2 separate regions of the Homo sapiens genome follow, and region 1 is linked to region 2. A link is a contact called in ENCODE Hi-C data. All regions are on one chromosome and are shown on one strand. The core of a region is the stretch at or near the end of the contact, and the rest is flanking DNA. Distances in the headings are between cores, read along the strand shown. Region 1 has its middle 730 kb from the start of ZWINT. Region 2 has its middle 110 kb from the start of MBL2.

Region 1 (4,281 bases), core at 869-3,368, 2.7 Mb after region 2:
AGAGCCTTTGCACAAGGAAGTTGTATTTCTTATATTAATACCCTTCTATAAGTGATATTTTCTGAGGATTCTGCAACTATTTCCAGATAGACAATGAAGAATTAAATTCTAAAACTCAGAAATATAATGGAAAGTGGATTTATTTTTTCCTGTCTAAAGTGATCAATTATGTTTCCAACTTATTTTTACGTTTTTGCATGGTATATCAGCTATTACTTAAAGCCACAGTATCAAACAGAGGTGGAAAAAAACGGAATTCACATTACTGTGGTCCTTTCCTACAATTCCTTTGAGGAAATACGTGTGTGTGTGTGTGTGTGTGTGTGTGTGTGTGTGTATTATCTGTATATCATATGTATATATAAAATATTGTCTGTGCTATTAGGAGCCCAGGTTCTGTGCTGAGCACCTTGAGACTTGTTGTGTAGGAAGTAGTGAAGAATCGGTAAACAGAATAGAGAATCTCAAGACCAAAGGAACCCGTGAAAGGCAGTTATAGCTGTACGTTTTTTCCTTGTTTAGTTCCAGCCTAACCAAGGTAGGGTCTTCCTTGCTTAGTCACTTGAAGCCTTTCAACAGTGACATCAGCTTAACTTAATAATTCCACACTGCATACAAATATCAAAACATCAGAATGTATCCCATAACTATATAACAGTTATGATTTGTCAAATAAAAATAGTATTTTTAAAGTGACATAAACACAAATTCTGCCAGACAGCAGGGTCCATATTTATTCATTTTTGCACAACTGCCCAGCGGCCCTCCCTCTAGCGGCGGTCAAGGAGTCTGTCTCTCTCTTTCACTTGGTGTGTGTGCGCTGGCGCGTTTATGTTGGGAAGGTTGATCACTAAGAGAGCTTACAAATATCTGTAGGCTCTCCTGTGTAACCTCCTTCTCTTCCTAGCCAGGGCCATTCACCGGTAGGCTCTCAGGCGCCACTTCTAGAGCATCCTCTGATGTTGGTCCTGAACTGGGAGAGTCTGACCAAACTTGACGAAGAGGACTGTCAAAAGGCGTTAGAAACTTCGGAAACTGGCAACAGTTACGGCATTTTTGCTCTGCGAAGAATACGCCCAGAAGGTTCAGAAAGAAGTCGGGAGTGGGGATGGGGAGAAAAACATTGAAGGGCTATGGAAAAGCGTCAATAACATAAACTGACTTTAATTTTTCTTCATAGAAATGTTTCCGGTGAAATTTTCTAAGAAATCAGGGGACAGTTAATTTGCTTGGTTGACGCTCACACTCCTTGCTCTCACTAAGTCTCAGGTCTTCCAAGCCTAGCACTCTGTCAAAATGCTTTCGGGTTGAGGGGGAGGGCTTTCCTGGATTCCGCGACCACAACCCACCACCCCAAACCCCACTTCCCATGTCCTTGATTTTTGAGGCTTTTTGGGAGGGCATGATTTCAGGGAACATTACTCTTGGCCAGCTCAGGGGAGCATAGTCGGAAATCTTCGGTTGTATTCCTGACTCAGCCTGGGTGCGGAGCGAGCGCGGACAGGAACCGAGATGCAAAGGCGGACGCAACCAGCGCACCCGCAGACGGCGCGCGGCAAGAACCACCTTCTAGCCCTGAGCCTGCGGTGCCGGGCGGGCTCAGGAGGCTAGTGGGGTATTGTGATCACTGGGACATCAGGATGAAGGGGTCACTCCAATCCCTTGGAGATCAGATTCTCGGGGACTCCATGGCCAGACCCGAACGGCGCCCTTCACATGGTGGGTGGAGAGGGTACTCCTTGGCCGAATTGACCCCTCCCTGTCCCGCAGGGTCAGCCCCGCGCCCACCCACACATCCAGTCTCCGGGAACAAAACTCTGTCTGGATCTACACTGACCCGTTGACGCGCTTTCCCAAAGGAGGAACGACACCAACAAAAGCAGAATCGCTCGTGGGAGATTTTCTACCAAGAACTGTTACCTCCCTCCCCGTGTAATCGGTTTCCACTCAAAAGGATGCGGAAAGGACCTCATCCTCTGCTGTCCCTTTCGATTGGCCCGGGACTGGGCGAAGCCGGGAGCTGCAGGGAGGGGAGCCCCGGCACCCCAGCCTCTGCCCAACCTCCCCCAGCACGGCGGCCCTCGGCCCTCGTCACCAATTCCTAGGCAGAAAAGCGCGCGGCCGGAGCGCGCAAGTCTTGGCGTCCGGAAACAAGTGTTTTCCGCTCAGTCATGGCGGCTTCGCCAGTCGAACAGAGCGAAAGGGCTCTGGGCGACCCTGCGACTTCCACCAGACCGCGAGCCCGGAGCACCGGCGGAGGGTGGCCAAACGCGGGCCTAGGGCTCCCCCAGCGCTTCCGGGCGCGCCGGGAACTGCAGCTGGTGCGCCACTGCCTTCCCCGCGCGGTGCCCAAGAGCGCCAGTAGAAGGAGGAGGTCGGCACACCTGCTGTTCCTGCTTCCTTCCCAGGAGGCCGATTCTCTCCATCCCAACTCGCTCCGTGGCTCCTGCTTGCTCCTGTTCCCCCTCCCGACTCCCCGGGTAACAGTCGACCTTAGGGTCACAGCAGGGTGGGTACTAACTAGCACACAGTTAGCGTGGACTCTGACAATCCAGGGCTCATAGGATCACGTTTCCAAAAGCGCCGAGGAAAGGAACTTCCCTTGACTATGCCCAGAAGGATCAACTTACTGTGTGTTTGCGATCAATCATAGCAAAGCTGCCTTATGTAACCTAAGCACGTCCTTGCCTTTGTTTTTGTTTTTTGTTTTTTTTCATGCCTTGACAAGTCAAAGAAACAAGATTTGTAGTACTGTGTAGACTAACAACTGTTTCTCTTCTACAAGATAATTAATATATTTTATTTATTTTCTCTTCTAAAATAGTGAAAATAACCTTGGTTTAATACACATAATAAAGTACATTTTAATACTAATTGATGGATTAAATTTACAGGACAGTACATAGTATTGAATTTCCACTTATAACCTGCTTTTGTTATAAAAATAATGAAACTCATTTTCTTAGATATAAATATATATACACACACATATATATATAAACTTATAGAAACAATAAGCTTCAAATTCACAGTACATGGCAAATATAGTCAATAGTTCTAGTGTAAGTCAAAAGAAAAATAATGTCCTTACTCTCTCTCTCTCAAAAACTGTGTCAGAATTCAACAGAGCAATTGATTAGAAACCATACTCAACATATTTATTCACAAGTAGTAGTAAACTCAGAAAAAAATGTATTGGTAGCTTAATAATTTATATTTCCTATAAATCTCATTTCTTACAACAACTTTTAAAAAGTGCCTTGACAAGCCAAGTATGTTCTTGAATATTTGAACAGATTGTCTTAAAATGTAGATGTTTTTTTCTGCCATCATCAGTGATTGTCATAGCAAACAGATGCAAATAGCATCTGCTTCCATGGCAGATGCCAGGATGGTACTAGCATCCTTAAAATGTCCACAGAGTCTGTCTGGACAGTGATTAGCATTTTGTGGGCCCACTCGTGCTGTGTCAAGCTCTGCAGCAGTAGTAGAGATACTGTTAAACAACCCGATGTTTTATGATTACTAATTATGGCAACAGTACTAAAATATAACAATGATCTTAATGATATGCCTCTTCAAATTATATTTAAACATTTCCCAATTACCCTTACACTAACTATAGCCAATGAACAAGTTAAGAAAATTTAGGAGGAATAGATAAAAAGATGTACATTTTTAATTGTTTGTCCCATTCCTTCAGTTGTATTTGTCAGAAATACTATAACTAACATTTATTGACTATTTCTTGTTTGTTTAGTTCTACATGAAACTTTTTATGCACATGGCCACATTATTTCCTAACAACAAATCCGTGAAGTCAGGATGATTATCCCCATTTGTAAATAAGGAAACTGAAGCTTTCAAAGGTTGTAATACTGTGGACAGATTCCAAGAGCTGGAGAGGCAATATGCTGATCAAAGTCTGGAGTTCAGGATGTGATTGTGATAAACAAAATAATGGTCTCTCAAAGACATCTACATCTTAATCCCTGGGACCCGTGAATTTTTAAAGTTATATTGGCAAAAAAGAATCAAGGTTGCCAATAGAATTAAGATTCCCAATCAGCTGACCTTAAAATAGGGAGATTATCCTAGATTATTGGAGCAGGCCTAAAATCTGGAAAAGAGAGGCAGAAGAGGAGGTCAGAATGATGCTGTGTGGTAAGGAATCAACCTAGTATTGATATCTCTGGGTTTGAAGATGGAGGAAAGGGGCATGCATGGGCCAGGAAACGTGGGTGGCCTCTAGAAGCTAGAAAAGGGCAAGGAAACAGATTC
Region 2 (3,928 bases), core at 1,360-3,859:
ATTCTGGCCTTCAGCAAATCTCAGAGACCTAATTGTCTAGATATAATTAATTCCAAGGCATCCTGGTGAGGTAATGGCATGTGCATGCGAGGGCATCTTTTTTGAGCCAAAAATTTCTTCTAACGTGTCATGGGACAGTCCTCAGAAAGACTGAGGAGAAGGTGCTAAAAATTGTCATGCTTACTTTGATTTGTAGTGTCCTTGGGTTGTTTTGTCTTTGACCACTTACAAACTGATCTCACTGGGCAAACTGAGTCAGAGCAGCTTTTTAGATGTGTTAATACAATTTGTTTGTTTTTGAGGAAGAGGCTTAAGTATTCAGAACTAGAGGAAAGATAGAGATGGTTAGAGTTGGAAGGAGTTTAAATGAGTCCAGAAATAAATTAACAAAACAAGGCAAAACAATGGAACAGAAGAGAAGTTATGTTCAGCCACTGACCCCTATTTCCTCTCTAATTGCTTATCAGCTTTAGCGAAGCCCTTTTGTACTCAAGGAAGCCCCTTGGTACTCTCACAGTCCTTTCTTTTTCTCAGTGAGATCTCGCCCTCAGAAAACTGCTTGTAAATTTCTATAATGCTAAAGTGTAACTGACTATGTGTTGCAAGGGCAAATACAAATTATAAGTAAGATTCTTAATTCTCCCTGTTGAAAATAAAGAGACTTCCCTCCCTTTTCCTAGACCACTTACTTTAGAAAACTTATACTGTATGTATAAGTTCTTTCTCTTTTTGAAATGTATGTAAATCTTTTTAAAAGCAAAATAAGCCACTTGGCAAAATAGTCTTTCTCAAGGACCTAGGAACCGTGTCTTTCAAATGTAATCAATGAAGGTAGGTAGCACCATATCTCCCAGTTTCCGTGGGAGGGTAGGAACCCAACTTTGGTGAGCACCTTAATTCAAGTTACAAAACTATCTTCTTCCATAAAGATATGAGAAGCTTATTTTTTCTTTTGTACAAATCAATTAATTAACACAGGTAGATACCACAATTACCAGGGGATTTTAAGATGAACTATGTGTGAAAAATGGTGCCGTCAAGTCCTCTTACTTGAGGACTAGTTATTTTTTACCTTGAGGGCACGTGTAGAATGGGTTTATCGGCTTGGCTATATCAAAGCGTAAGATTTCATTCTGTCTTTGCAAATTCTTAGCAGACTATTTGTGATACGCATCACATTCTGGTTTAATGCTTATTCAATAACAAAATTGTTTTCTTCCTCTTCTAAGTTTGTGAAGAAGTTTTTTGGGTTGGGATGAGATTTTGTTTTTAATTATATTTTCCAATATAATATACTTTAGGTTCAGAGACATTTGTATTTTAACTGGTGCCAAACCTTTAAGATTAAAACACTGAATTGCTATAAACTTCCAAGAACCAGTGAACTAAAATGGGAGGTTTATCAGGAAGTCTGGGAAGAGACATGTGTTAAAGAAAAACTTAAAGCAAGTTAAATTTAACAGAGTTTATTTGAGCAATGAAAAGGCTCTAAAACAGGCAGCACTTCAGATGGAAGATGGTTCAGAATGGTGAGCTGTATTTATAAAAAGAAAGAGACAGGAAATTACTTATTACAGAGATTACCTGATTGTTGCAATTCTGCATTTGCCTTATTTGTGAGGAATTTGGCAACGTTCAACCTGGGATTGGCTACTATGGATTGAGACTCCATTGCTTGGTTACAAAGGCATACTCTTAGGTTAGGTTAGAACTTGCTTTCACGCCAAGCTGTGCTGCAGTTCACTACATAGAGAGAAACTTTGGCCCAAATTTTATTAACCAAATATGGAAGGTGCTTTGAGCTAAACTTAAATAAGTTTAACATATGATTCAGGGCCAGGTGTGGTGGCTCACGCCTGTAATCCAAGCACTTTGGGAAGCCAAGAGTTCGAGACCAGCCTGGCCAACATGGCAAATCCCCATCTCTACTAAAAACACAAAAATTAGCTGGGCATTGTGAAGGGGGCCTGGCTAAGGCAGGAGAATCGCTTGAACCCAAGAGGCAGAGGTTGCAGTGAGCTGAGATAGTGCCACTGCACTCCAGCCTGGGCAACACAGTGAGACTCCATCTCAAAATATATGTAAATAAATATAAATATAAATATAAATATATATATGATTCAGGAATACCTGAAGTTCTACACATTAACCAGTCTCTTGGGAGTGAGGAGCACTTTTCTTGGAAGGAAATAGCTGCCCTCCAGTATTTGGTAACAGTCTGCACAGGTTTGTAGCCTAGGAGCAATAGGCGATACCATATAGCGTAGGTTATGTAGTAGGGTCCTTCATCTTTGTTTGTGTAAGTACACTCTGTAATGTTTGCACAAGGATAAAATCGCCTACGGACGAATTCCTGGGGATGCGTCATCAAGCGAGGCATAGCTGTGGTTTCTTACCTGCTTTCTCTGTGGCTTCCACCTTCCATCCGTAAGGCTACTTTCCACAGAGTACACAGAGTCATCTTTTTAATATGCCGAATTACATAATTCTATGCTAAACCCTCCGAAGATTTCCCATTCCTCTTAGTACGTCAGTGACGGTAGATATTGAGACCACCCGATGGAAGAAGAGCGCGTAGGATGTGTTCTGTGACCTACATGCCTATGTCCAAGATAACAAAGGTCAGTACAAATGGGAGTAGAAGGTTGTCATTTCACCTGTTATCCCCTAGATGGTAGTGTGGAACCGCGCAAACTTCTACCTCCGTTGTGATTTCTATGGGGCATTGATGGTGCAGTTATTTTAAGTTGAATCTTCAGGCAGCCTGAACTAAAATCGACAGGAGTTCCTACTTTTTTTCTTTCTTTCCTTTTCCCGCTCCCTTTCTCCTTTTTCAAGAGTGCTAATTGTAGCTTCGAAAACGTGCGCGCGCGCACATACACACGCATCCCAAATGGCAAAATTCTCAAGGTGCTAGATTCTCTCAGAAAAGCACGTCTGCTGTTCCTGAATGTAGACTAAACAGGGTTTCACGTCCAGGAGATGGGGGCTTAGGGAGGGGATCTTCCAGGGAAAGCATTCGAGCTCCCTGGAGCCACGACTCCCTTTAGTGGCTTGTGTCTGCAGTTGAGGGCTGCCTGGCAGACGCCCGGACATTTGGGAAAACAGTCCAAGGTCTTGCAAATTTCATCCAAATTCATCACTGTTACAAAATGCTGCTGTTTTCTTTCTTTTTCCTTTTTTTTTTTTTTTTTTTTTGAGACGGAGTCTCGCTCTGTGGCCCGGGCTGGAGTGCAGTGGCGCGATCTGGGCTCACTGCAACCTCCGCCTCCCGGGTTCAAGCGATTCTCCTGCCTCAGCCTCCCGAGTAGCTGGGACTACAGGCGCCCGCCACCACGCTCGGCTAACTTTTTGTATTTTAGTAGAGACGGGGTTTCACCGTGTTGCCCAGGCTGGTCGCGAACTCCTGAGCTCAGGCAATCCGCCCGCCTCGGCCTCCCAAAGTGCTGGGATTACAGGCGTGAGCCACCGCGCCCGGCTTCCTTCTTTCTTCTGAGGGTGAACTTCTCTAAATGTAGAAACATTCAGAGAATAGGTGGTCACAGGAGAGCAGGTTTGCGCTGGCAGTGAGGGTGGGGTGGCTGGTTCAGAGAACAGAACACACCGGAGCTGTTGATCATTTCCCAGGGAATGGGAATGGAAACAGAGTCACAGGAGCTCCTAGTTGCTGTCGTTTCTTTCAATCAGTGGTTTTTGTGGAGGCAAGAGGCTCCATTGAGCTTCCCGTGGGCATTAGGCTACATAATTTGCAGGTCCTAGAGAAAAATGAAAGTGCTAAGCAAAACAAAAACAAAAAACAAAAACAAAACAAAAAAAAAACAACAAAAAAAAGAATTTTAATACTGGGACTGCAGAGCATTAAACCAGATTGGTCCTCCCAAGGACAGGACCCTATGTGACCACCGCTCTGTTCACACCCATAAAGCCC

Evidence for each region. A loop is a pair of places that touch in the nucleus more often than their neighbours do. Pooled maps may share reads with other maps.
Region 1: a loop to region 2 is called in a map of PC-9, with 30 times the contacts of the local background. The contact joins two enhancer-like sites. A Hi-C loop is called at or near these places in 2 of 168 maps with a recorded cell type or tissue (PC-9 and endothelial cell of umbilical vein), 3 of 37 single-sample maps with no recorded cell type and 4 of 50 pooled maps.

The regions. Positions count from the first base shown.
Region 1 is chr10:55,629,098-55,633,378 of GRCh38, forward strand. No RefSeq gene overlaps it. Among named protein-coding and RNA genes, the nearest start is that of ZWINT, 730 kb to the right of the region's middle. Within about 2 kb of position 2,119, at least 3 of the 41 ENCODE cell types and tissues checked have a DNase peak (open chromatin) inside an H3K27ac peak, as active enhancers do.
Region 2 is chr10:52,881,767-52,885,694 of GRCh38, forward strand. No RefSeq gene overlaps it. Among named protein-coding and RNA genes, the nearest start is that of MBL2, 110 kb to the left of the region's middle. RefSeq lists an enhancer at 2,459-3,173. Within about 2 kb of position 2,610, at least 3 of the 41 ENCODE cell types and tissues checked have a DNase peak (open chromatin) inside an H3K27ac peak, as active enhancers do.